Regions from separate parts of the Homo sapiens genome. Here region 2 is linked to region 1. A link is an interaction called in ENCODE POLR2A ChIA-PET data of the cell type or tissue named here. Cell type or tissue: Caco-2. All regions are shown on one strand. Each heading gives the region's core, and the rest is flanking DNA. Links, peaks and the distances in the headings are about the cores only.

Region 1 (12,123 bases), core at 3,854-11,853:
TCAGAGGGAAATGGGGGAGATAGAAGTGAGTGGTGGGGAAGGAGCACTCTAGCAAGGCAGGCCTGCCCTTGCTTAACATCCTCTCCCTTCTCTTTCCCTGTGGTCTGGAAGGCCATCCCTCTACCCCTCTCAAGTCCTCTTAGAACTGAAGCCCCAGCCCACGTTGGAAGAGAGAATGTTCTCAGGACAGGAAGGGGTGATGGGTGGGGGATGGGAGGGACTAGGAGGCCCACAGGGCTCCCAGGCACCGGGTCAGTCAGAGCTCACGGCAGATACTTACCAGGGGCACCACGCCTGGGATCCACATGGCCACGGTGTGGCCCTGCTCCAGGGCCCGGGCCATGGTCTGCACGGTGTATCGAGAGAGGGTGTTGGTCAGAGCCCCAACCCTGCTCAAGAGGCTTGGCTTGGCCTTGGGAGACTTCTGGGCTTGCTGGTGTCCAGGAGCAGGGGCTGGGTAGGGATTTGGGGGGAAAGAAGAGAAAACAGGTCAGAGAGGGGCCGGAGAGATCTGGGTCATGTCTAGGACTGGAAAGTAGGTGTTCTAGGTCCACCACAAACTCACTGGTGAGTTCCACAACTCACTTTCCCTCTTTACAGATGGGGTGGGGGTGGGGGGGGTAAATGATTATGAATCCATCTGAAAATCCCACTGGCCTTCCCTATTCCAGAGCAGTGGCTGGTTGAGCCACCTCCTGCTGATTCCCAGGCAGTGTGTGTGACAACTCACTCCCAGGCCGAGCCTCCGAATGGCAGGTACCTGACTCTTCCTTGTCTGGAGGGAGGAGGTACTCCACCACCTTCTCAATGCTGCCCAAGGCCAAGTCGGCCCCTCCAGAAGCCAGTCGGCCAGCTCGAGTGTTGGCAGCAAATTCCGCAGTGTCTCTGGCCACCCCCCAGGCAAGCTCGCACCCGGCCAAAGCGGCCCCCAGGACCTTGTCTGAAGTGCTCGCGATGGGAACGCTGATGCTGTTTCTGGCACTGCGGAGGCGGGTGGAGATGGTGTCCTTCAGCTCAGAAGCAATCTGGGGGAAGTTGGTGGGGGTGTTAGGCATGTGGTCTTGCAGGCCCTACAAGGGCTGCCCTTCCGGGGTCTGGTGGCCTGAGCCCAGCTCCCAGGAAGGCATCACCTAAAGGCCCAGGGAACTGGTACTGATATTTAGGTACCTGGAATTAAGCTGGGCTTTAGAGGAGAGGGCTCCAACCTTCCCTGTGCCAACTGTTTGGATCTCCTGGCTTCTTCACCCCGCATCACAGCCTGTCAAGATCCCTCCCATCCTGTGAGGATGACCCCAAAGGCTCGTCCTTGGTGCCACCTGTCCTGATACCCTTGGGCTCACAAGGAATCTCCTCCATCCTTTCCTCAGAACACAGCATTTCTGTTGATTTATAGGTGTGCTTGATCTTCCTACAAGTTCTGCACTGAAATAATTTGTCTTTTTCTTCATTATTCTGGGAGCTCTTTTGTGACAAAAATGTTGCCTTTTATCTGGAAAAATGGGGAGCAAAGAGCACAGGTCTCACAGCTGAATAGACCTGCTCTCATTGTCCCCACTTAAGGCTGTGTGGCCGTGGGGGAGACACTGGTTTCCTCTCTGTAAAATGGAGATAACAACCCCTATCCCAGAGGGTTGACAAGTGGATTAAAGAAGAGCGCTTGATAAAGCATAGGTGATGGCCCCGGGCATAGGGTAGGGCTCAGTACCTGTTTGTGGGAAGGGTAGATAGTTGGTCAGTGAGATAGATGAGGTCAGAGACTGAAGCTTATTCCCCAGAAGCACCAAAAATGAGTCCTTATCATAGCAACTACCCAATAAATATGTAGCCAGGTAAAGTGACCTTCAATCTCATGGTCCATAAAAGGTTGGATCTTGAGGATATGGGATGACACTCCTGGGATCTGAATGAGTGTGACTCATGATCTTAGGCAGCTGTAGTTGCCAAGTGGTCCAGGGCAGACTATGGAACCTCAGATCCCAGGGTGCGGTATCGGGAGGCAGTGGGACCCGCCTCAAGCTCCTGTTTGGGTTTGCCTCTGGGCTCGTGCCTGCTGGTCCCAGAAACCCCACCTCCGTTTAGCTTCACAGGGAGAAGAGGAGCCTGTTGTGTGGCCTTGGGAGCAGGCACTCTCCGCCAGCCTTGGAGGGTGCTCACCATGGGACACAGACTTCCAGTCACGGCATCAGCAGCCCCTGCCCTCTCCTCCCTGAGAGGCGGTGACGACAGAGTGCAGGGAGGCTTCGAGAGGTGGGAAGGGCTCACCTTTTCAGGGGGGTACTGGAGGGCGGGGATCTTTTCCTCCAGGTGGTCCAAGCCTCGGCAGGCCAGCTCATTGGCAGCTGTGACTGGAAGGAAAGGGCCAAGTTTGGGTGAGCCCTGCCCCTCCCCATGAGAATCTAGCAGTGGCTTCTGTGCCAAGGAAGTGACTTGGAGCCCTCAAATCCCAAGGCCTGCTGCCTCCCCAGCATCTCTGGGCCCCAGGCCCTTTGCCCTCTTTCGCCCTTGTCTGCAGGGACTCCTCAAGACCCGGGCCAGTTTCTTCTGTCTGTGTGGGAACTCTGGAGTCGCTCAGACCTGCACTCAAAAGGCCAAGTGACCACATCTAAGAAGCCTGTGGCCTCAGCTAGTCACAGCCTGTCTGAGCCTCTGCTTCCTACCTTGTAAAAGGTGAATTAATGGTGCCTGCCTGGCAGGATTTTTGTGAAGAAGAATGATGGGAGCTATATGAATCACCAACAAGTACCGTTCTTTCCCTCCTTCTCTTCCTTCCTGACCTGCAAGGGGGCTCTGAGTGAGCATGAGGAGGGAGAAGAGAGGTGTGAGAGGGAAGCAGATGGCAGTGAGGCCTTGGGGCTGGGCCTGCTTAGCTATCAACATGACAAACTCCCAGCACAGCCAGTGCAGGCCCCAGGCCGTCCATGCTCTTCTTTTTAACCACTAGGTGTTGAGATGGTCAACTGTCCGAAGAGGGTCACAGGGAAGGGAAAAGAGTTGCCCCCGGAGAGTGGGCATGCATCAGAGATGCACCTGCTTCAAGGGGATCCCGCCTGGATTGGCCGGGACATCGGCTCTGCAGCCATGGCCAATGGGGGCCACAGCTTTCAAGGAGAGTTCTTCATACTCTTTCATATATTCTTTTGCCAGATACCTTATTTTTCTTCACAAAATTCTCAAGCAGCAGAGAGCCCAGATGACTTGGCTGTCTTCCAGTTGGGCAGAATGAGACTCAAGGAAACTATTTAAGGAGATTGTAGCCAGGGACAGGGCCTGGGCCTACTTCACATCGGTCCTCTCCTGTTTGCTGTGTGGAGTCCTCAGCTACCCATAATTCTGTAATTAGGATGGTGGAAGGTACCAGACTTTTTGGCATTGCTGCGATTTCCCTCAGCCCTGTGTATGCCTTGGAGACCACATTTTCAGATGGGGCAGAACAATTTGAGTGGTGCACATCTGGTAAGGCCAGTAGGAGAGCCATCTTCTGCCTCTAGGGCCCTGGCTGGAGGCTCTCTGCCACCCCCACCCGTCATGAGCCGCTACCATCAGCTGCTGGGCTCAGCCAGCTTTCCCCTCCCTCCGTGCCCTCCGGCCCTGCCAGGCCCCCTAGTGCCGGCTGCCTCTGCCTCTGCCAGACTCTGCTGGTTCTTGCTGCTGCTGCTGCCTGTGCTGCGACAGTGAGTGTCTGGTCTGCCATGGGCCCTACCCTCACCACTGCCTGCACAGCTCTGCCTTCCCTTCCCCTGCAGATTCTCTGGCCATCATTGTTATCCTAGGAAAATGCCAGCTGGGCCATAGATAGGCATCTATAGAAGAAAAGAGATCTGTATGTATACCTTTATAGCCATAGATAAGAAGACCATGCAATGGGATGTGGGCAGTTAAGCAGACAGACAAGCAAGTTATCAGACAGTCAGACAGACTGAGAGGCGGACAGACAGACTGGAAGGTAGGCAGTGAACAAGCAGGCAGCTGCTGAGCGCCGCAAGGACTCACACTGGGTGGACAGCCTGCGGACCACCGGCTCCATGCTCCAGGCAGCCAAGCTACTGGCGCTCTGCACGCCCTTCTCATAGGCATTGCACACAGAGGCCACCAGGGGGTGGGCTTCCTTAGTGCTGGTGTAGGTCTTCTGGAAGCATTCGCAGGTGCCACTCACCACCGGCAGCTGCAGGACCCGCTGCAGCACATTCTCCTGCTCCTGGTGCGGAAGGAACACATTCAAGTTGTCCCACCTCCCTCTCCAGCCTCCCGGGAAGCTGACCCCGGGGTCATGGGGACCAATGGTGCAACTAGCCTGAGTCCAAGCGACCTGGGAGGAACCAAGGCCAAAGAGGTCTCTAGATGCCCCAATCATGGGAGCGTGGGAGAGCCCATGGGGAAAACAAGAGTCAGCCGGCCATGTCCTCCTGGTCACCATCCGGGGTGCTGGAGAGCTGCCAAGGCAATCTCTGTTCTCCAGGGACCAAGTCAGATCCCATCACTCCCACCCCCACCTCAGCTCACTCCCCTGATACCTACTGGTAGAGAGCAAGTGTTGTTAATGTCTAGAGTTTTAGTCCACCTTTGATTGGTGGCTTCTCCAAACATTTTTCTGGTCTTTCTGGGGTACTGCCTCCCTGCCTGTGTATCCCGACCCCACTGCCTAGAACGCTCACCTTCCCTCCCACAGCCCTTGCTGCCTGGCAGAATGCCATTCCTTCAAGACTCTGCTTGACCAGCACTCCCCCTGTGAAGCTTCCAGACTCTCCTCCATCACGTCGGAAACCACTCCCTCCCTGGCTCTCTCCACATTCGTCACACCGTGCTGTGGTTATGTGTGTTCATCTCACTCCCCGTAGACTGTCATCTCCGCATCCCCAGAGTGTAGGCCAAACATGGCACAGTAATATTAGCTGAATACGTGAACCACAGTCAGGGCTGTGCCTAGTAGAATGTGTAGGTTTAGATCTGCCCAACTGCACAGAATCACAGAATCTTAGGGGACTTTGTAGTAAGAATCCTTTCCATCCTTCCTCTGGTCGACTTGTATTTGTTTTTATTTATTTATTATTTTTTATAGAGACAGGGTTTCACTCTGTTGCTCAAACTGAAGTGCATTAGTGCCATCATAGTTCACTGTAACCTCCAACTCGTGGGCTCAAACAGTCCCCACACTTGTGCCTCCTGGGTAGCTGGGACTACAGGCCTGTGACACCATGCCTTGCTAATATTTTTATTTTGTAGAGGAGGGGTCTTGCCGGTCTTGAACTCCTGGACTCAAGTGATCCTTCTGCCTCAGCCTCCCAAATCACTGAGATTATAGGCCTAAGCCATTGCGCCCAGCCAAGACTTATATTTGAATGTCTCCCTGAATGAGAGCTCTCCCCCTCACAAAGTGGCCTGTGTCCCTTGTTGGACAGCTTTGCTGAGCTGAAATTTGCCTCCACCCCCCTGTTCCACACTCTGCCCTCTGGAACAAAACTGAGCAAACCTATTTCCTCATCCATGGGTTGGCCCTTCACATATTTGAAGTCAAATATGTCTCCCTTTAGAAGTGCCGCCATCATGTTAAATGGCTCCAGTTCCTAACTTCGTTTACAAATGGTTCACACTGTGGTCTGGTGACCCCCTCTCCTGGACATGCTACAGTTTTACATTATCTTTCTTAAAAATATACTACCCTCGCTTGAGCCCAGGAGTTTAAGGCCAGCCTGGGCAACACAGGGAGACCCCGTCTCTACAAAAAAAAATAATAAATAATAATAACATAATTAGCAGGGCATGGTGCTGTGTGCCTGTGGTCCCGGCTACTCGGGAACCTGAGGCGGGAAGATCGCATGAGTCCGGGAGTTGGAGGCTGTAGTGAGCCATAATCACGCCACTGTACCACAGCCTCGATGACAGAATGACACCCTGTCTCAAAAAACAAAAAACAAACAAACAACACTCAAAGACAGCACTCTGGGTGCGATCTGCACGTGCTGGGTGTAGTGGAACAATCGTTTATCATTTCCGGGGTGCTGTGCTGTTAGTAATGCACCTTTGGCAGCAGTCACATAATTAAGTTTTAGGTCACCTAGGAACCTTAGTGAAAAAACACTGGTCTTTGAGTAAAAGAATGAATTCTAGGGCTAAGTGTAGAAGCTCATGCCTGTAATCCCAACACTTTGGGAGGCTGAGGCGGGAGGATCATTTGAAGCCAGGAGTTTGAGACCACTCTGAGCCACAAAAAAAAAAAAAAAAAAAAAAAAAGCTGGCCATGCTAATATTTGATGGCATGTGGACTACACAGTCCCAGCTGCTGGGGAGGCTGAGGTGAGAGGACTGTCTGAGACCAGGAGTCCGAGGCTGCAGTGAACTATGACAATGCCACTGCACTCCAGCCGGGGTGACAGAGCAAGACTCTATATCTAAAAAATAAATAAATAAAATTAAAAGAACAAATTCTAGGCATGCAGAGGGAAAGAACATTTGCCAGGTGCCATTATGCTGCAGGCACTGGTCTGGGTGCCTTGGTGACATGAGCTCACTTAATTCTAACAGCCATCCTCTGGGGTCAGCACTGTCACCAACACTGAGTCGATGAGGAGATTGACAATCAGAAACAGGAAGTGATTTACCCAAGATCCCACAGCTGATAAGTGGCAGAGCCAGGATTCCAACACAAGTTGGAAATGGCCTACCTGGGATTACCTTCAAAATAACATGAAGTGGGGGAATTAATGGAAGTGAGGACGAGGCGGGATTGGCCACGAATTCATGGTCTTCGGGGCTAATAAAGGGTACGTGGGGCTTCCTATGTTCTTTTCTGTCTATTCTTATGAATGTTGAGAATTCTCCATATCAAAAGTAAAAAGAAAAAAAAACCCAGGTCAGATTCCGATGCTCAGGCTCTCTGTAGCTTTGAATATGACACTGTGGCATGGTTTTGCTCGCAAAGTGAAGACCTGACCTGTTCTGTTAGTAGGAGGCAGAGTTCAAAGACCCCCATCAATGACACCTACATGTACACTAAGACAGAGCAGCCCACAATATCTTAGTTTTTTTTTGTTGTTTGTTTGTTTGTTTTTTTGAGATGGAATCTCGCTGTCTCCCAGGCTGGAGTGCAGTGGCGCGATCTCAGCTCACTGCAAGCTCTGCCTCCTGGGTTCATGCCATTCTCCTGCCTCAGTCTCCCAAGTAGCTGGGACTACAGGCGCCCGCCACCATACCCCGCTGATTTTTTGTATTTTTAGTAGAGATGGGGTTTCACTGTGTTAGCCAGGATGGTCTTGATCTCCTGACCTTGTGAACCGCCCGCCTTGGCCTCCCAAAGTGCTGGGATTACAGGCGTGAGCCACTGCACCTGGCCAATATCTTAGTTTTTTATCCTGCAGGTGAATTTGAAATTTGAACTAGAAATAGACTATGACTATAAACAAGAAAACATTCTTTTTAACATTTTGGACGAGGCTTCAGAGGTTGTTTTACACAAAACCGAAGGAGGAAAGAGATCCTGGGAAGGGAATAAACCACCGTCTGTTAGAATGGCTTAACCATGTACTTGACCATTTTACGCCTCTCTCTGTTCTATGATTCAATACAAAACAAAGTGATTCCTAGTGCAGGAGTTAGTAAAAGCGTAACTTGGGCAAGGTGGATATTGCACAGGTTCATAATTTTTAAGTTTCACTATCCGAACTGTGCCCAAATCTGAGATGCCTTGCCAGGAGCCATCAAGCATCCCTAAAAGTATCAAATCACTTCAAGTCACAGTGAAAACCAGGTCAGAGATAGAACACCAGACACATGGAATATCCCACCCTTCCCCCCACACAGCAGCACAGGCTGTGCACCGTCTAACTCCGACAGGTGACATTTGCCGTTATGAATGATGCTGGAGACACAGAATACAGTGGCTCTGCACTGAATGCACATCCAGCTGGGTGGTGGACAGAGCATGGGCTTCTGCGTCAGGGTTTAAACAGTAGTTTCCTTCCTCTCCACTCCCCCCGTCCCTAAGCCAGGATTTCTGTCCCTTTTTTTCAAGGTGCTTAATTTTTAATAGGCATCTTTTTTTCCCCTCCCAGATCCTCCAACTGCCCCCTACAAAAGGTGGTGAGGGCAAGAATAACTAAGCCATGGTAGTCAATGAACTAGGATTATAATCTGGGAATATCTTGCTCTAAGTCCCCTGCATCTCCCCTCCCTGCTTCTTCCTCCTCCCTCAGTTGTCCATCCCCTGTCACAGATGAGCCCAAGTTACTTACAGGGAGGTCTCCATCCAGCAAGGTGAGGCCTTTGTTGACTGCCATCCTCGCTCCTCAAGCTGCAAAACAGAGTCCCAGGTCCCATCAGAAGCCCTCAGGCTTGAGCTCCACTGGGTCACTTCCCTACCTCTCATGGCCACCAACTAGGCCCAGGCTGCCTGGGGGCCCATTTGCCCTGAACAGAAGGCATTAGGTTGGAGGGTGAATATCACACACAATAGCCCCACTCCTTAGGGTCCCATAGCAATGAGTTGCTCCATAGCTTACTTGTCAAGACTGATGTTTCTTTCTTTTTCTTTTCTTTCTTTCTTTTTTTTTTTTTTTGAGATGGATTCTTGCTCTGTTGCCCAGGCTGGAGTGTAGTTGCACAATCTCGGCTCACTACAACCTCCGCCTCCCGGGTTCAAGGGATTCTCCTGCCTCAGCCTCCCAAGTAGCTGGGATTACAGGCGCCCACCACCACGCCCGGCTAGTTTTTTTTTTTTTTTCTGTTTAGTAGAGATGGGGTTTCACCATGTTGGCTAGGCTGGTGTCGAACTCCTGACCTCAAGTGATCCACCTGCCTAGACCTCCCAAAGTGCTGGGATTACAGGCATGAACCACCACACTGGCTAATTTTTGTATTTTTAGTAGAGATGGGGTTTCATCATGTTGGCCAGGCTGGTCTCGAACTCCTGGCCTCAAGTGATCTGCCCACCTTGGCCTCCCAAAGTGCTGTGATTACAGGCAAGAGCCACCATGCCCGGCCAAGAATAATGTTTCCTATAAGAGTTCAGGTTAAGAGGCCAGGCGCGGTGGCTCAGGCCTGTAATCCCGGCACTTTGGGAGTCCAAGGCAGGCAGATCACCTGAGTTCAGGAGTTCAAGACCAGCCTGGGCAACATGGTGAAACTCCGTCTCTGCTAAAAATACAAAAATTAGCCAGACGTGGTGGTGGGCAGCTGTAATCCCAGCTACTTGGGAGGCTGAGGCAGGAGGATCGCTTGAGCCTGAGAGGTGGAGGTTGCAGTGAGCTGAGATCCTGCCACTGCACTCCAGCCTGGGTGACAGAGGGAGACTCTGTCTCAAAAAAAAAAAGGAGTTCAGGTTAGGAAATAAAAAATGCAGGTAGCCATAAGAGATAAAAAGTTTTAGATAAAATCTTAAGGCTCTTAAATGAGGGTCCAAAAGAGACTAAAACAAGAAGTTTCAAGCTGGGTGCACTGGCAAGCACCTGTAATCCCAGCTACTGAGGCTGACATGGGAGAATTGCTTGAGCCCAGGAGTTTGAGATCAGCCTCGGCAATACAGTGAGATGCCCATCTCTAAAAAAATAAATAAACAAGTTAAAGGTTTCATCTTTGAAAAGGCTCTGGGTTAATTCCTCTATTTCTCTCTTTCTCTCTGTCTGTCCCTCTCCCCCTCTCCCTATCTGTTTTTTGAGACAGGGTCTCAATCTGTTGCCCAGGATGGAATGTGGTGGCACGATCATGGCTCAATGCAGCCTTGACCTCCTGGGATCAAGGTACCCTCCCACCTCAGCCTCTCATGTAGCTGGGACTACAGGCATGCACCACAATGCAGGGCTAATTTTTTCTCTTTTTTTATAGAGACAGGATCCCACTGTGTTGCCCAGGTTGTTCTTGAACTCCTGGGCTCAAGTGATCCACCTGCCTTGGCCACCTGCAGTGCTGGGATTAAAGGCATGATCCACTGTGCCTATCCAATTCCTCTATTTCTAGATTCTGGTATCTATACCAGAATCTCTCCCTCAGTAGTTTCCCTGCAGAGTTTTTCATCCCCAGCAAAATCCCCAAGAGGCCCTTACCTTCAACTTCTTCCCTTTAATGTTCATAAACAAGCCATGTAAGGCAGGTGCCCCAGGACCCCAACACTCACTCCGGCTGACCGCCACCTCAGTCTCACAGAGCCCAGGCTGCAGAGTGTCTCCTCAGGCAGAAACAATTCCTGTCACTCCTGGGAGGCTTGGGCAATGCTGCTTCCACCTCCCAGCTAGAGGAGGGCAGAGAGGGAGAGACAACAGGGTCAGCCAGTTGTCATGGTTATATGACCCAGGGTTCCCCAGGCATATCCTAACTTCTCTAAGGACATTTAGCAAACAAGGAGGTAGGTGGCAGAGCTGAAGGAGATCCAGGCTCAGAGGACTTAGTATTCCAGAGCCATGAAGCATCAGTTCTGTAATGTTCCTGCCCTCAATTCACAAAAATCTGCTTTCCAGAAAGAAGGTATAGGGATAGACATCATTAAACTCAAAAGCTCTAAAGTTCTATATACCTCTGCAATCTTTTGGCTCCTTTTCCATAGAGGGTCTTGTGGGAGTTTTCAATCCATTTCTCTCATCTTTTCTTATTTACTAGCAAGACTGAATGCTGAACAGTAAAATTTAAACCCACACAGAAGAGTTCATCTGAATGTATTCATCTTTGATTATGGAGATAAATTGCCCTCAGTGAAGAAGCGACAGAGCCGGGAGTTGAGTTTTTGACAATATAGCCTTTGAGTTGAGGGAGGAATTCCCACTTCTTAGAATTCAAAAAAATTTATTGAACTTTACCTGGCCTAAGATGCTACCAGAATGAAGAGTAGGAGAGCCAAGTAGATTTTTATTCTCCTGGGTCTGGATAAGCGACAGTGTTGACTAGGATTCTATCACTAATCAAGAGCACCCAGACAGCCAAGAATTAGCACCACTCAACCCTTCTTTACCCAGGACTCAAGCACAAGCCCAAGTTCTAGTTCCTGGCTTTAGATATGATGGAGGACTATGGTATAAGCCATAGCTTTCAGATTAACTAAGAAGGGCCTCTTCATGAAAACAGACAATAGGAAAACAAAACTTATTTTCTTTGTTGCTGGTGGAATTATATGTATTGTTGACTCTGTTAAGTCACACAGTGTGGGCAAGAGAAGAAAGAGGCAGGGGTGGGGAATTATGAAAGATCCTTGGTAATAAATTACGTATCTGTGATGCAATAAAGTAGGGAATGAGAAGGCAGGAAAGGGAGGAGTCAAGCAGGGAGGCTTCAAAGGAGTAATACGCTATACGTTTAATACTTATTGATCCAACCTGTGCTTTTCAAATGTAAGGCAGTAGAGAAGACAAAGTATTTAAAGAAGTGGCCTCTGCCCTCACCTCAAGGTTCAGCACAAATTATCTGTGAGGCTGTGACTGGACAGCAACCTGAGCCAAAGGGCAGTTTTCAGCCTTCAGAGTAGTGGCTTTGGGCCAGAGGGAACATAGGGCTTTGTGCCTGAAAGCTCTGCCAAATCAAATAGTCCTTTGGCTGCTTTAGCTGGGAGTGCAGAATGTGGGTGAGAGGTGAGAAGTGGTGAAAGGGCCTAGGAGAGTCCCGAGGGAAGACAGAAGTGTTAGTTTTCTAGCAGTAGCTTGCAGGGCATAGAGTTCTATCTTCTTTCCTTCTCCGTACCTACCTGCTTTCCCTACCCCTCCACCAAGTGAGAGCAGGGACCTAGGTCATCTTGCTCACAAGTGGATACCCAAAACCATGCATGGCACTCAAACATTCATTGTTGAATAAATGAATTGTCAGGCAACAATGCTCAGTTGTGAATGTGCTGGGCTGTACATCTACGAAGAACTTCTTCGATTTTTGGCATCCCTCATGAATGTGGAGGCTCTGGGGTGGAAAACATTAGTTACAAAGAAGGATTCACAGGGTGGTACCAGGACACCATTAAGGTTTACACAAACCTCTTAGAAGAGGTAGTATTTCCCAAACTCCCCACCACTCACCATTGCAGAGGACAAAAGTACCAAGATGGATACCACTGTAACATAACATACCACCATGAATTCAAGGCAGACTTACCTAGGCAGAAGCCAGCCAGCGATTGACAGGGCTACTGTAGAGCACCATCTCCATGGCAGCAGTCTAGAT
Region 2 (12,770 bases), core at 2,867-10,866, 69 kb before region 1:
GCCATTGAAATACGCCCTAGATGCTTTCAGCTTCCCTGCAGAGGGCATCTATATAGTAACGTTCTAAAATCTCCTTCAGGTGACAGATTTGCTGCGCATGGTGTGTTTAACTGAGGATTCAGCGTACCTAGCAGAGTTTCTGGAGGAAATTTTGAGATTGTAAGTTTGATGGTTACTAACTTAACTTTAAAATTGTTTTGTCAAAACCTATGTATGGTGTTGTCTCTGAATTTTGGAGTTGTAAGGACTACTTTTTAGGCTGGGTGAGGGAGGGAATAGAGAGGGTAAGATGGTAACTGTTCCGTATTCGATCAATCTGTTCCACAGGTATATTGACTCTATCCCAAAGACACTTGGAAATCTTTACAACAGCCTAGGGTTTGTGATTCCTCAGAAGCTGGCTGGTGTCCTTCCTACAGATTTTTTCAGTGATGACTCCATGACACAAGAGAACAAATCACCACTTCTTTCTGTGCCTTTTTTGTCAAGTGCTCGTAGATCAGTGTCAGGCAGCCCTGAATCTGATGAACTGCAGGAACTTCGTACCAGATCAGCCAAGAAGAGAAGGTAAGAGGTCAAAGAATCAAAGGAATTATTTGCACTGTTATAGTTCTGATAAAAGATGTGTTTAAACTACAGTCCAGTCATCTTTGTCCATATAATTTGTTGAACTAATAGCTGCCCTTATGTCTGAATCAGAGAAGCCAACTATTAGAGCTCCTAATAGGAGCATCTGACAATCTTTATATTATCTAGGAAATATATAGTCATGTTTTGCTTAACAACAGGGATACATCCTGAGAAATGCATTGTTAGGCAATTTTTGTTGTACTAACATCAGAGTGTGCCTACCAAAACCTAGATAGTATATATTTTTTCATTTATGTATATTTTTTCATATGGAAAAGCTAATGTTCCAGCATTGTTACTGAATAGCAGTCATTTCCCCTACTTGATCTGTAATGCCAATATCAAGTGTCATTTATTAGGTTTCTATATAGGCTCCATTATAACCTATGGGACCATTGTCATATATGCAGTTCGTCATTGAAGGAAACATTGCATGACTGTATAGTGTTTATTTCCTATTTCACAAAGTCTTCTTTACTGTCCACATGAGGTCTCCAGAAACTAGGCCTTCTATGAAATAAGCTTAGAGTTTCAGCTTTTTAAATTTCCCTTGATGCTTTTCGTTGTTCATAACTGGTTGAATTTGTTACTTTTGAAAATTCTGGGGTGACTTGTTTTATTATAAACCCAGAACAACCTTAAGATAACTGGCTTTTATTTAAATCATATTTTATTTTACTTAGACTCCAGTTCCATTTGAATTTAACTATATATAACCTCTATCTAGTATGTATTAACTATTTCTATTTTTAAAAGGAAAAATGCATTAATAAGACATAAAAGCATTGCTGAGGTTTCACAGAATCTTCGACAAATTGAAATTCCTAAAGTGTCAAAGAGAGCTACGAAAAAAGTAAGTAAACCTTCCAGCTTGAGATGACACAGTAAATAAGAACAAAAAGGCAGTGTCCCTACTTTTAGGAAAATGAACTTTGGAGGATACAGAAATAATATTAAATATTTTTATGAATGTGTATAAAACTATAATCCAAGGAATAAAGAAATATAAACTTGTCAAGAGATTAACAATTTTACTCAAGAGTGTGATAGTTAGAGGTAATGTGAAGAAAAATGGCAAGTAAAAGTTAGGAATGAATTAATTCAAAATCTTTAATGTAGATAGGAAAACTCATAAAACAATAACTAAAATAAGCAAAGCAGTCACTGGAAGAGAATATACAATTGTAAGTGGACTTTGGTTGCATACCAGAAGGTGCTTTTCAATATGTTATATTTTACTTTAATAACAAATTTAGGCCAGGCACAGCGGCTCACACCTATAATCCCAGCACTTTGGGAGTCAGAGGAGGGAGGATAGTTTGACACCAACAGTCTGAGACCAGCCTGGACAACATAGCGAGACCCTGTCTCTACAAAAAATAAAATTAAGAAAAAATTAGCCAGGCATGGTGGCACATGCCTGTAGGCCCAGCTATTCAGGAGTCTAAGGCAGGGAGATTGCTTGAGCCCAGTAGGTCAAAGCTGCAATGAGCTATGGTCGTGCCACTGCACTCCAGCCTGGGTGACAAAGCAAGACTTCATCTCTTAAGTGAATTAATGAATGAATAAATGAATGAATAACAAGTTTTTTGAAAAAGATGATGACCATCATGGAGCCAGGAGGTGGAGTAGTCGCCCCTTATCTGCAGAAGATATGTTCCAAGACCCCCAGTGGATGCCTGAAACCACAGATAGTACTGAACCCTATATATAGTACTGTTTTTTCCTATGCATGCATAAGTTCAATTTGTAAATTAGGCACAGTAAGAGATTAACAACAATAGTAAAATAGAACAATTATAGCAATATAATATAATAAAAGTTATGTGAATGTGGTCTTCCTCTCAAAATATCTTATTGTACTATATTCACCCATTTTGGGGCCATGGTTGACTATGGGAAACTGAAACCATGGAAAGTGAAATCACAGATAATGGGGTACTATTGTTGTTTTTTTCATGGCAGTTGATATAAGGACTTGAGGTTTTTATTGGTTGAAAAAAAAATAAACCTAGCTGGAATCTGTTTACTAAGTAGAATTAATGTCTCGCTGAGGAAAAAAGGGAGACTAAAAACACAATGAAACTTTTCAACTGCATGAACTATCTGAGAAGAGTTAAAATTCAATAAGAACTATCTTTAGAAGCATTAATTATTATAATAGTGGTTTGTTCTGTTTCTAGATATTTGTAGCAGTCCTTTGGAATTGGAGGTGGGATTTCTTTTAAATGGTTAATGGTGTTCACTTTCTTATACTTTGTGAATAAAATGCATATCTTATATATCTCACAATCCTGATTGAAGATTGGAAAATCCGAAAGTGAATGGCCAAAAGTTGCCAGGCCTTTATTCTCACTAGATTTTACAATGATTTGCAGATCTTTCTAGCACACTTTGAAACTTTGGTTTTAGATTGGACAAGACAGTTTTCTTCTCTAAGATCAGAATTAACGCCTGGGCGCAGTGGTTCATGCCTATAATGCCAGAACTTTGGGAGGCCAAGGCAGGAGGAATCACTTGAGCCCAGGAGTTGGAGACCAGCCTAAGCAACATAGTGAGACCTTGGCTCTACAAAAAATTTAAAAATTAGGTATGGTGGTGCACTCCTGTAGTCCCAGCTACTCGGGAGGCTGAGGTAGGAGGATCGCTTGAGCCTGGGAGTTTGAGGCTGCAATGAACTATGATGAAGCCACTGCACTCCAGCCTGGGTTACAGAGAGAGACTCTGTCAAAAAAAAAAAAAAAAAAAAATTGAGGTCAGGATTTGATTGTGGTTAGTAATGTTTTTTCATGTCAAAGTTGGTACCATAGATAAGTGACAATTGTTTAACTGAAAGGACCAGATGTTACATTTTTAAAAGAATAAATCTCAGTTCTCTGAAGGACCAATATAGTTAACTCGGGAAGCAGTGAACTTACAACTTAAGCGTAGACATATAGTATTAATTACATTAATGTATATTAATTTCTTTTACGTATCTTAACTCCAGAAGATCACAAGGATTAAAAAAAAAATATTTGATCCTGCCTTAATACCTTCAGGACATACTCTCCTAGTTTTTCATTCAATTACATGGATTAACAAGGGTTGACAAACTTTTTCTGTAAAGGGCCAGATAGTAGATGTTTTAGCCTTTGCAGGCCATACGTCTCTGCAACATCTATTCAGTTCTGCTATAGTGGAAAAGCAGCTACAGGCATTATGGAAAGAAACGAGCATGACTATGTTTCAGTAAAAACTTTATTTTCAAAAACAAGAGGTGGCCCAGATTTGGTCTGTACACTGTAGTTTACTGAACCCTGGATAGGAAATTGGATGTATGACTTTTATTTTTATTTTTATTTTTTGAGATGGAGTCTCCCTCTGTCGCCCAGGCTGGAGTGCAGTGGCACGATCTCGACTCACTGCAAGCTCCACCTCCCGGGTTCACGCCATTCTCCTGCCTCAGCCTCCCGAGTAGCTGGCGTGCACCACCACGCCTGGCTACTTTTTGTATTTTTTAGTAAAGATGGAGTTTCACCATGTTAGCCAGGATGGTCTCAATCTCCTGACCTCGTGATCCGCCCACTCGACCTCCCAAAGTGCTAGGATTACAGGCGTGAGCCTCTGCGCCCAGCCGGATGTGTGACATATTTTTACAATTATAGTTTATCTCTTTATAAGAGTTATTAATCAATATAAGTAAGAATGATCACATCTCATGTCTTATCAGCAAGACCTTGGTTATATCACTGAGACCATTTGTTAAGTTTCTGCCCATATGTGGTGGCTTCTTCAATTATTATGATGAATTGAAAAAACAAAAAATCTTTAAAAAAACAGTTTCCTTGTTTTGATGCATCTGGGGTTTAGACTCTTGAATCTTCTATTGTAATAGCAAGTACATAGCAGTCTGATAAAGAAATGTTTCTGAGAGTATAGCCTCCCTCTAATTAATGTATATGGCTTTTCCCTTATTAGGTATAAAAGGTATGCATGATTATCGTTAAAAAGTTAAAACATATAAAGTTAAAAGTTAGGGTGTTCCTTCTCCATCCATTCATCAGAAGTAATCACTGATGATAGTTTGTTGTGTATATTTCCAGGCCCTTTTCTATATGCACCAATAACACCAAAGATTTATGCAGATCCGTTATATACATATATATAAATGATATAACTTAGAATACTTAATATTTTCCTTTTTCCTCCCTATCACAGATCTCTATGTTAGTACAAGTTGAGTATCTCTTACCCAAAATGCTTAGGAGCAGAAGTGTTTCCATTCTTAGATGTTTTTGGATTTTGGAACATTTGCATTACATGTACTTACTGGTTAGCACCCCACATCCAGAAGTCCAAAATGCTCCACTGAGTGTTTCCTTTGAGTGTTGTGTTGGCACTCATGAAGTTTTGGATTTTGGAGCATATTGGATTTTCAGATTAGGGATGCTCAACCATATATAGAGAGGTCTTCCTTCCTTACTCTTGTAATGTCTGCATTGGATGGGTATGTAATTTATTTAACTGTTTCACTCTTTATGGGCATTTATAGTGTTTTTTATTTTGTGTTATTACTATAGTGCAGCATTGAGTGTTTTTGGAACATTTCTGTTGTACATTTTATTATTTCTATTATGGATCCCTATAAATGAATTACAAGAGTCAAAGAGTTCATGTGAAATCTTTATTCTTTTATTTCAATGAATGCCTATTTAAATTTTCTTTCTGGATTTTCTCATGTTTCAGGAGAACTCTCACCCTGCTCCTCAGCAGCCTTCCCAGCCAGTGAAAGATACAGTGCAAGGTATACTGTTTTCTCAGTGTATGTATTTATTCACTAGCATGACAACTTTATTTTTATTGTATGTATTTAAGCAGCTGCTTACAGGTGTAAATTAAGGCTTTGTATGATTGTTGGCTAATAAAATATGTCCAAATACCATGGACATAGTCCCCTAGGAATAGTCTCAAAATATTGTATTTTACAAAATAACTGGTCTGAAATCTTTAAAAACAAAAACAAAATTAAAAAAAACATCATGAAAGCTGGAAGAAAGGAAAAAGAAAAGAGGCAGTGGGACTGTTTCAGATGAATGGAGTTTAAGCATGATAGCTAAATGCATTCCATGATCCCTGCTTGGATCTTAAATTTAGGGAAAAAAATACTAGAAAGGATATTACTGAGACAACTAGAGAAATTTGAAGAAGCGGTGTATGCTAGATAATATTGTATCAATGCTAAAGATATTTTGAGTGTAATAATGGCGTTGGGGTTATGGAGGAGAATGTCCTTGTTTTTAGGAGATACATGCTGACCTTTAGGAAGTGAACAGTTGTTTGCAATTTACTCTCCAGTGTTTAGGGGAATAACGTACATACAGAGAGAAGGAAGGAGAAAACAAATATTGTCAGTTGGTGAACTTTAGTGATGGGCGTATGTTTAATTTTATTATTATTTGAAACTTGCTATAGAAATTAAGCTTTTCAAAACATTGGGAAAATAGAGAATAACAAACCAAATTTGGCTTTCAGGTCATAAATCAATTTCACCAACAGCCTAAGTTAGGTAACAGGAACTCTTATAATGGAGATAAGGAAACAATTTTTAAAACTTTGGTGTGTGTTATTGATGTCCTTAATAACCTTAATGTGAACCTTTATGTCATTGATGGGTAAACACAAGGGTTGCTCCCAGTTTGTGGATCCTAGATTATTTGGTTTGGGTTTAAATGATTAATCTTTGAAGAATTCACCCTTGGTGAATTTTTGGATCACTTCCACCAGACTATCTTAAGATTAAGGTATTGTCTTGCTGGCTTTGCCACGTACTTCTTGACTTTTCAGCTATTTTTTTCTAACTTTGAGTCTAGATGATGAGAACTTTCATGCTTTGGAGTCAAGAATAAAATTTAAAATGTCCCAGCAGCTTAGTAAAGTAGTCAGAAGAAGAAGAAAGAAATTATAGAATTGAACAATTCTTTGCTCAATGCTGAGCTGAATACACAGCAGCAAAAATGTCCAAAGTGAGAAAAATAATCATAACATGGGATATATTAAAAGGACGATGACCTATGTTAGCCATCCTCTTACTTAAGAATTATGTCCATCTTACATTGAGTAGCTTCTAACTCAATAAGTGGTGGGGGCCTTCCTTGTGTTCCTGAAAAGTTAGATTTAAATTGAATTCGTAATGGAATACTACAAACCACTGTATACCAACAAATTGTATAACCTAGATGAAATGGACAGACTCCTAGAAAGATACAAACTACTAAAAACAGACTCAAGAAGAAATAGAAAATCAGAATAGATCTATAACAAGTAAAAAGTTTGAATTAGTTATCAAAAAACTACTCACAAAGAAATGCCCAGGACTAGAAGTTTTCACTGCTGAATTCTATCTAGCCTTTAAAAAAGAAATTAGCACTAGCATTTATTATGGTCAACTGATATTCAGGGTACCAAGACAATTTGATGGAGAATGAATAGTCTTTTGCACAAATGATGCTGAGACAACTGGATATCCACATGCAAAAGAATGACATTGGACCCCTACCTCATGCAAAATAACATATAAAATTTTTTTTAATTTGCAAAAGTAAATATTTTTAATGCATTATGGGAATATGCTATTTAAGGAAACCTTATTAGCATATGTGACAATAGCAATCTGTAGTTTCCTCAAGGAGCTTCTCTGTTTTGGTTATCTTTTCTCAGATACGGCATTTATTGATGATAATCTTTGGGTTTTTCTTTTTCTTTTAATTTTTGATGCTTTCAGAAGTGACCAAAGTTCGAAGAAATCTTTTCAACCAGGAATTGCTTTCCCCTTCAAAGAGATCACTAAAGCGGGGGTTGCCTAGAAGCCATTCTGTGTCAGCTGTGGATGGTCTAGAGGATAAACTTGACAACTTCAAGAAGAACAAAGGTACCACATTTCAGAATAGCTAGGAAAAAGGAAAGGGAGATTCTGTAAGATTAGTAGTAATGTACCGTCTTTCTTTCCTGATTTAGTAATTTGAGTCTTCTTCCCTCTTTTTTCCTTCAGTCTAGCTAAAGGTTTGTCAATTTTGTTAATCTTTTTTTTTTTTTTTTTTTTTTTTTTTTGAGACAGGTTCTTGCTCTATCACCCAGGTTGGAGTGCAGTGGCGCAATCTCAGCTCACTGCAGCCTCCACCTCCCAGGCTCAAGTGATTCTCCCACCTCAGCCTCCTGAGTAGCTGGGACTACAGATGTACACTACCACACCCAGCTAATTTTTAAAATTTTTTTGTGGAGACATGGTCTTATCATGCTGCCCAGGCTAGTCTCAAACTCCTGAGCTCAAGCGATCTGCCCTCCTCGGCCTCCCACAGTTGCTGGGATTATAGGCATGAGCCACCACACCCAGTCAATTTTGTTAATCTTTTCAAAGAATTTACTTTGGTTTATTGTTTTTTCTCTATTGGTTTTCTTTGTCTTTTTTTTGAGTCAGAGTCTCACTCACTCTGTCTCCTGGGCTGGAGTGCAGTGCCGTGATCTTGGCTCACTGCAACCTCTGCCTCCCAGGTTCAAGCGCTTCTCCTACCTCAGCCTCCCCAGTAGCTGGGATTATAGGTGTGCACCACCACACCCGGCTAATTTTTGTATTTTTAGTAGAGACGGGGTTTCACCATGTTGGCCAGGCTGCTTTCCAACTCCTGACCTCAAGTGATCTGCCCGCCTCAGCCTCCCAAAGTGCTGAGATAGGTGTGAGCTACCGCGTCTGGCCTCTATTGGTTTTCTAATCTCAGTTTCATTTTTTTTTTTTCCCTCTATTGGCTTTGGTTTTTGTTTGCTCTTTTTCTACTTTTTTAAGGTGAAGTTTAAGCTATTGATTTGAGATCTTTTTTAATAAAGCACTGCTTTAGGCATATCCTATAAATTTTGATATGATTTGTTTTTGTTTTCATCATCTCAAAATATTTTCTAATTTCCCTTGTGATTTCTTCTTTGATCCATTGGTTATTTCGGAGCGCATTAATTTCCACATATATGTATTTCCTAAATTCTCTTCTCTGCTTATTCTAGTTTCATTCTATTGTTGTAAAACATACATTGTATGATTTCAGTCTTTTGAAACTTGAGACTTATTTTGTGGCTTAACATTTGGTCTATCCTGGAGAATGTTTAATGTGTGCTTGAGAAGAATGTGAAGCATTCTATAGATGTGTGTTGGGTCTAGTGGATTTATGGTATTATTCAAGTCTTCTGTTTCCTTGTTGAGCTTCTGTTTTATTGTTTATTTATTATTCAAAGTGGCATATTAAAGTCTCCAGCTATTATTGTTGAATTATTTATTTCTCCCTTCAGTTCTGTCAATTTCTGCTTCATGTATTTTGAGACTCTGTACTTAAGTATATATGTCAATAATTATTATGTCTTCTTGATCAATTAAACTTCTTACCAATAGGTAATGTACTTTGTGTTTTGTAATCTTTCTTGGCTTACAGTCTGTTTTGTCTGACAATAATACAGCTCCCCACCCACCAGCTCTTTTGCATAGGATATCTTTCATTGTCCTTTTACTTTCAACCTTAGTGTCTTTGTATCTAAATTAAATATCTTATAGACCTCATAGAGTTGGATCATGTTTTTTTAATCCATTCTTCTTATCTCTGCTTTTCAATTGCAGTGCTTAATCCACTTCTATGAATGTAATTACTAATAAGGAACAACTGTCATTTTCTATGTTTTATGCTTTTTTGTTTCTCAATTCCTGTTTTTTTGTATTTAGCTGATTTTTTGTAGTATACTAGTTTAATTCCATTCTTTCTTTTTCTGTGTATTTTTAAGTTGTTTTCTCAGTGGTTACCTTGGTTAACCCAGCTACTGGTTACCTCAGTTAGCATCTTAAGCTTAAAAGAACCTGGCTTTATGAATAAAGCCAACCTCTTTTCAATAATATACACTCTGCTACTATGTATTTCTGTCTCTTCTTCTTTATATTGTTGTAGACTGCATCTTTATACATTGTGTACCTGTTAATACAGACTTAAATTATATAGGGTTTAAAAAAAAAACAAAATTACCATAATGCTGGCTTTTATATTTATCTGTCTAGTTACCTTTACCGTTGTTTTTTATTTCTTCTCATGGCTTTGAGTTATTGTCTACTACCTTTCATTTTAGCTTTTCTTACAGGGTAAGTCTACTGATTATGAACTCCCTCAGCTTTTATCTATTTGGAAATGTCTTACTTTCTACTTTATTTGTGAAGGACATAGAATTTTTGGTTGACAATTTTTTTTTCCCCCTTCAGGACTTCAAATGTGACATCCACTGCCTTCTGGTCTCCCAAATTTCTGATGAGAAATCAACTATTAATCTTATTAAGCTGCTTCTCTATTGCTGCTTTCCAGATTCTCTCTTTGTCCTTGGGTTTCAACACTTTGACTACAACGTGTCTCAGTGTGAATCTCTTAGAGTTTATTCAGCTTGGAGTTCGTGGAACTTCTTGGATGTATATGTTCATGTCTTTCATCAGATTTTTGGAAGGTTTTAACCATTATTTCTTCAAAAAATTTTCTGCCACTTTTGGTCTCATTTCCTCCTTAGACTCCCATGATATATGTGTTGGTACACTTGATGGTGTCCTACAGGTCCCTCAGACTTTGTTCATTTTTTTTTTAATTATTTTTTCTTTCTGCTCAGGCTGGATAATTTCAATTACCTTATCTTCACGTTCACTGATTCTTCTGCCAGCTCAAATCTGTGGTTGACCCTTCTAGTTAGTTTTTTCATTTCAGCTCCAGAATTTCTACTGGATTCTTTTTTATCATTTCTATTGCTTTATTGATATTCTCATTTTGTTCATATATTATTTTCCTGATTTCCATTAGTTTCTTATATATGGTTTAAGTGAGCTCATTGTGCATATTTAGAGAAGTTGATTTAACATCTTTGACTAGTAATTCCAATGTCTTGGCTTCCTTAGTGACGGTTTTTGCCAAATTTCTCTTTTCTGGTAAATAGGCCATACTTTCTTGTTTCTTTGTATACTTCGTAGTTTTTTGTTGAGGACTAGTTATTAGGGATATTATAATGTGGTAACTGCATGGAGGTCAGATCCTGTCACCCCTCAGGGATTCCTGTTCTTTGCTTATTAAGGATCTCAGCTATTCATTTGTGCCTTTTCTGAACTATTTGTGTAAAGTATGTATACCTTGTTGTGTGTGGTCACTGAAGTTTCTGTCTATTATCTCTGTGGTCAGCCAATGACCTAAGAAGGATTTCCTTAAATGTCTGATTCAAGAAACGAGGAGGGGGAAGGTGTGTCTGTCCCTTAAACTTCTGATAATTGGGAGAAACCCACTGTAGCCTAAGAGAGCTGAAACCAAGGCAGTGTCTGCACTGCTCCTACAGGAATCTGCCTGGTTGACCAAAGCATGCAACCCCCAATTTTTGGAGGACGAGGTCTTCACTGTCTGCCCTAGCACCAGCCAGCTGCTCCTGGAATGTGGGCTGCTATCCCAATAGCTACAGCAGGGATGAGAAAAGGGAAATGGTAGCCAGTTCATGCACATCATTCCCTTCCTAAAGATCATCAGTCTCTCCCATCATCAAGCACTTCCTAGGTTATTACAGGTGTTCAATCAAGTTGCCAGGTTCCAAAATAGTGAATTCTGATCTTTTTTTCTAGTTTACTAGTTATTTGGGTTGAGGGACTGACCCCTAGAGCTTTCTTCTCCATCATGTTGCATAACCTCACTCCCCTTGGAGATTACAATTAAGATATTAACTTATAACAGCCTAGTTCTCATTGATACCAATTTAACTTTGACAGTTTATAAAAACTTTGCTATTGTATAGTTCTACTGACTATCCCTTCTTAGTTCTATATTGTCATGCAAATTACATCTATACATTGTATGCCCATCAACACTGATTTATAATCATTACTTTGTATTTTAAATAACAGGGGGGAACAGTTACAAATAAAAAACACTTTTATAATGTTTTTCTTATATAGTTACCTTTACCAATGCTGTTTAACTCTTTATGTGGACTTGAGTTACCCTAGTGCCCTTTCCTTTCAGCCCACAGGACTCCTTTTAGTATTATTTATAGTGTAGGTCTGCTAATGACAAATTCTGTTTTATTTTGTTTCATTCTGAGAATGTGATGATTTCTCCTCATTTTTGAAGAATACTTTCATTGGGTATAGAATTCCTGGTTGGCAGTCTTTTTTCTCTCAGCACTTTGAATATGTCATCACACTGCCTTTTGTCTTTTGTTTCTGACGAGAAAGCAGCTGCTAATCTCATCAAGGATCTGTACACGATGAATAGCTCTCTGGCTTCTTTCAAGATCTTCTTTTTTTCACTTTTGATAGTTTGATTATGATTTGTCTGGTTTTGGATCTCTTTCACTTTATTCTACTTGTATTGAGTTTCTTAGATGTGTAGTGTCTTTCATCAAATATGGGTCATTTTTAGCCAATATTTATTCAAATGTTCTTTCTGCCTCTTCCTTTCTGTCCTTTCCTTCTGGACTTCCGGTATGTGTGTGTTGTGCTTGATGGTGTCACAAGTATCTGAAGCTCTGTTCATTTTTCTTCATTCTTTTGTCTTTATCTTCCTTAGACTGGATCATCTCAATTAACCTTGTCTTCAAATTTGTTGACTCTTTCTTTGCCACCTCAAATTTACTTTTCATTTTTGTTATACTTTTTAACTCTAGAATTTCTATTCGCTTTTTTTTTTTTTTTTTTTTTTCCGTCTGTTGATATTCTCTGTTTGGCAAGTCATTGGACTCATATTTTAGATCTTTAGGTATGATTTTCTTTAGTTCTTTGAACATATTTAAAACAGCTGATTTAAAGTCTTGTTCTAGCCGGGCGCGGTGGCTCACGCCTGTAATCCCAGCACTTTGGGAGGCCAAGGCGGGTGGATCACGAGGTCAGGAGATCCAGACCATCCTGGCTAACACAGTGAAACCCCGTCTGTACTAAAAATACAAAAAATTAGCCGGGCGTGGTGGCGGGCGCCTGTAGTCCTGGTTACTCCGGAGGCTGAGGCAGGAGAATGGCGTGAACCCAGGAGGCAGAGGTTGCAGTGAGCCGAGATCACGCCACTGCACTCCAGCCTGGGCAACAGAGCGAGACTCTGTCTCAAAAATAAATAAATAAATAAATAAAT

The links. ChIA-PET counts read pairs that join two places held together with the same protein. Peaks named below come from ENCODE experiments on the same cell type or tissue, not always from the same donor. Only the 100,000 strongest peaks of a DNase experiment are listed, where the experiment ranks them.
Region 2: POLR2A ChIA-PET joins it to region 1 with 13 read pairs; 4 of 35 experiments call an interaction of 5 or more read pairs at or near these places.

The regions. Positions count from the first base shown.
Region 1 is chr15:89,669,220-89,681,342 of GRCh38, forward strand. It overlaps PLIN1 (perilipin 1), which reads right to left and starts at 10,148. Exons shown (of 9, transcript NM_002666.5): 1 at 10,032-10,148; 2 at 8,226-8,284; 3 at 3,991-4,195; 4 at 2,263-2,345; 5 at 761-1,025; 6 at 281-453. The coding sequence starts at 8,270. RefSeq lists silencers at 3,093-3,357, 3,899-4,193. In Caco-2, for the core only: a CTCF peak has its summit at 4,089 (motif pointing right); a DNase peak (open chromatin) is centred at 4,070.
Region 2 is chr15:89,601,410-89,614,179 of GRCh38, forward strand. TICRR (TOPBP1 interacting checkpoint and replication regulator) reads left to right here. Exons shown (of 22, transcript NM_152259.4): 11 at 80-159; 12 at 328-567; 13 at 1,387-1,483; 14 at 5,359-5,416; 15 at 7,394-7,540. Among named protein-coding and RNA genes, the nearest start is that of TICRR, 32 kb to the left of the region's middle. In Caco-2, for the core only: no CTCF peak of the experiment used is centred there; no DNase peak of the experiment used is centred there.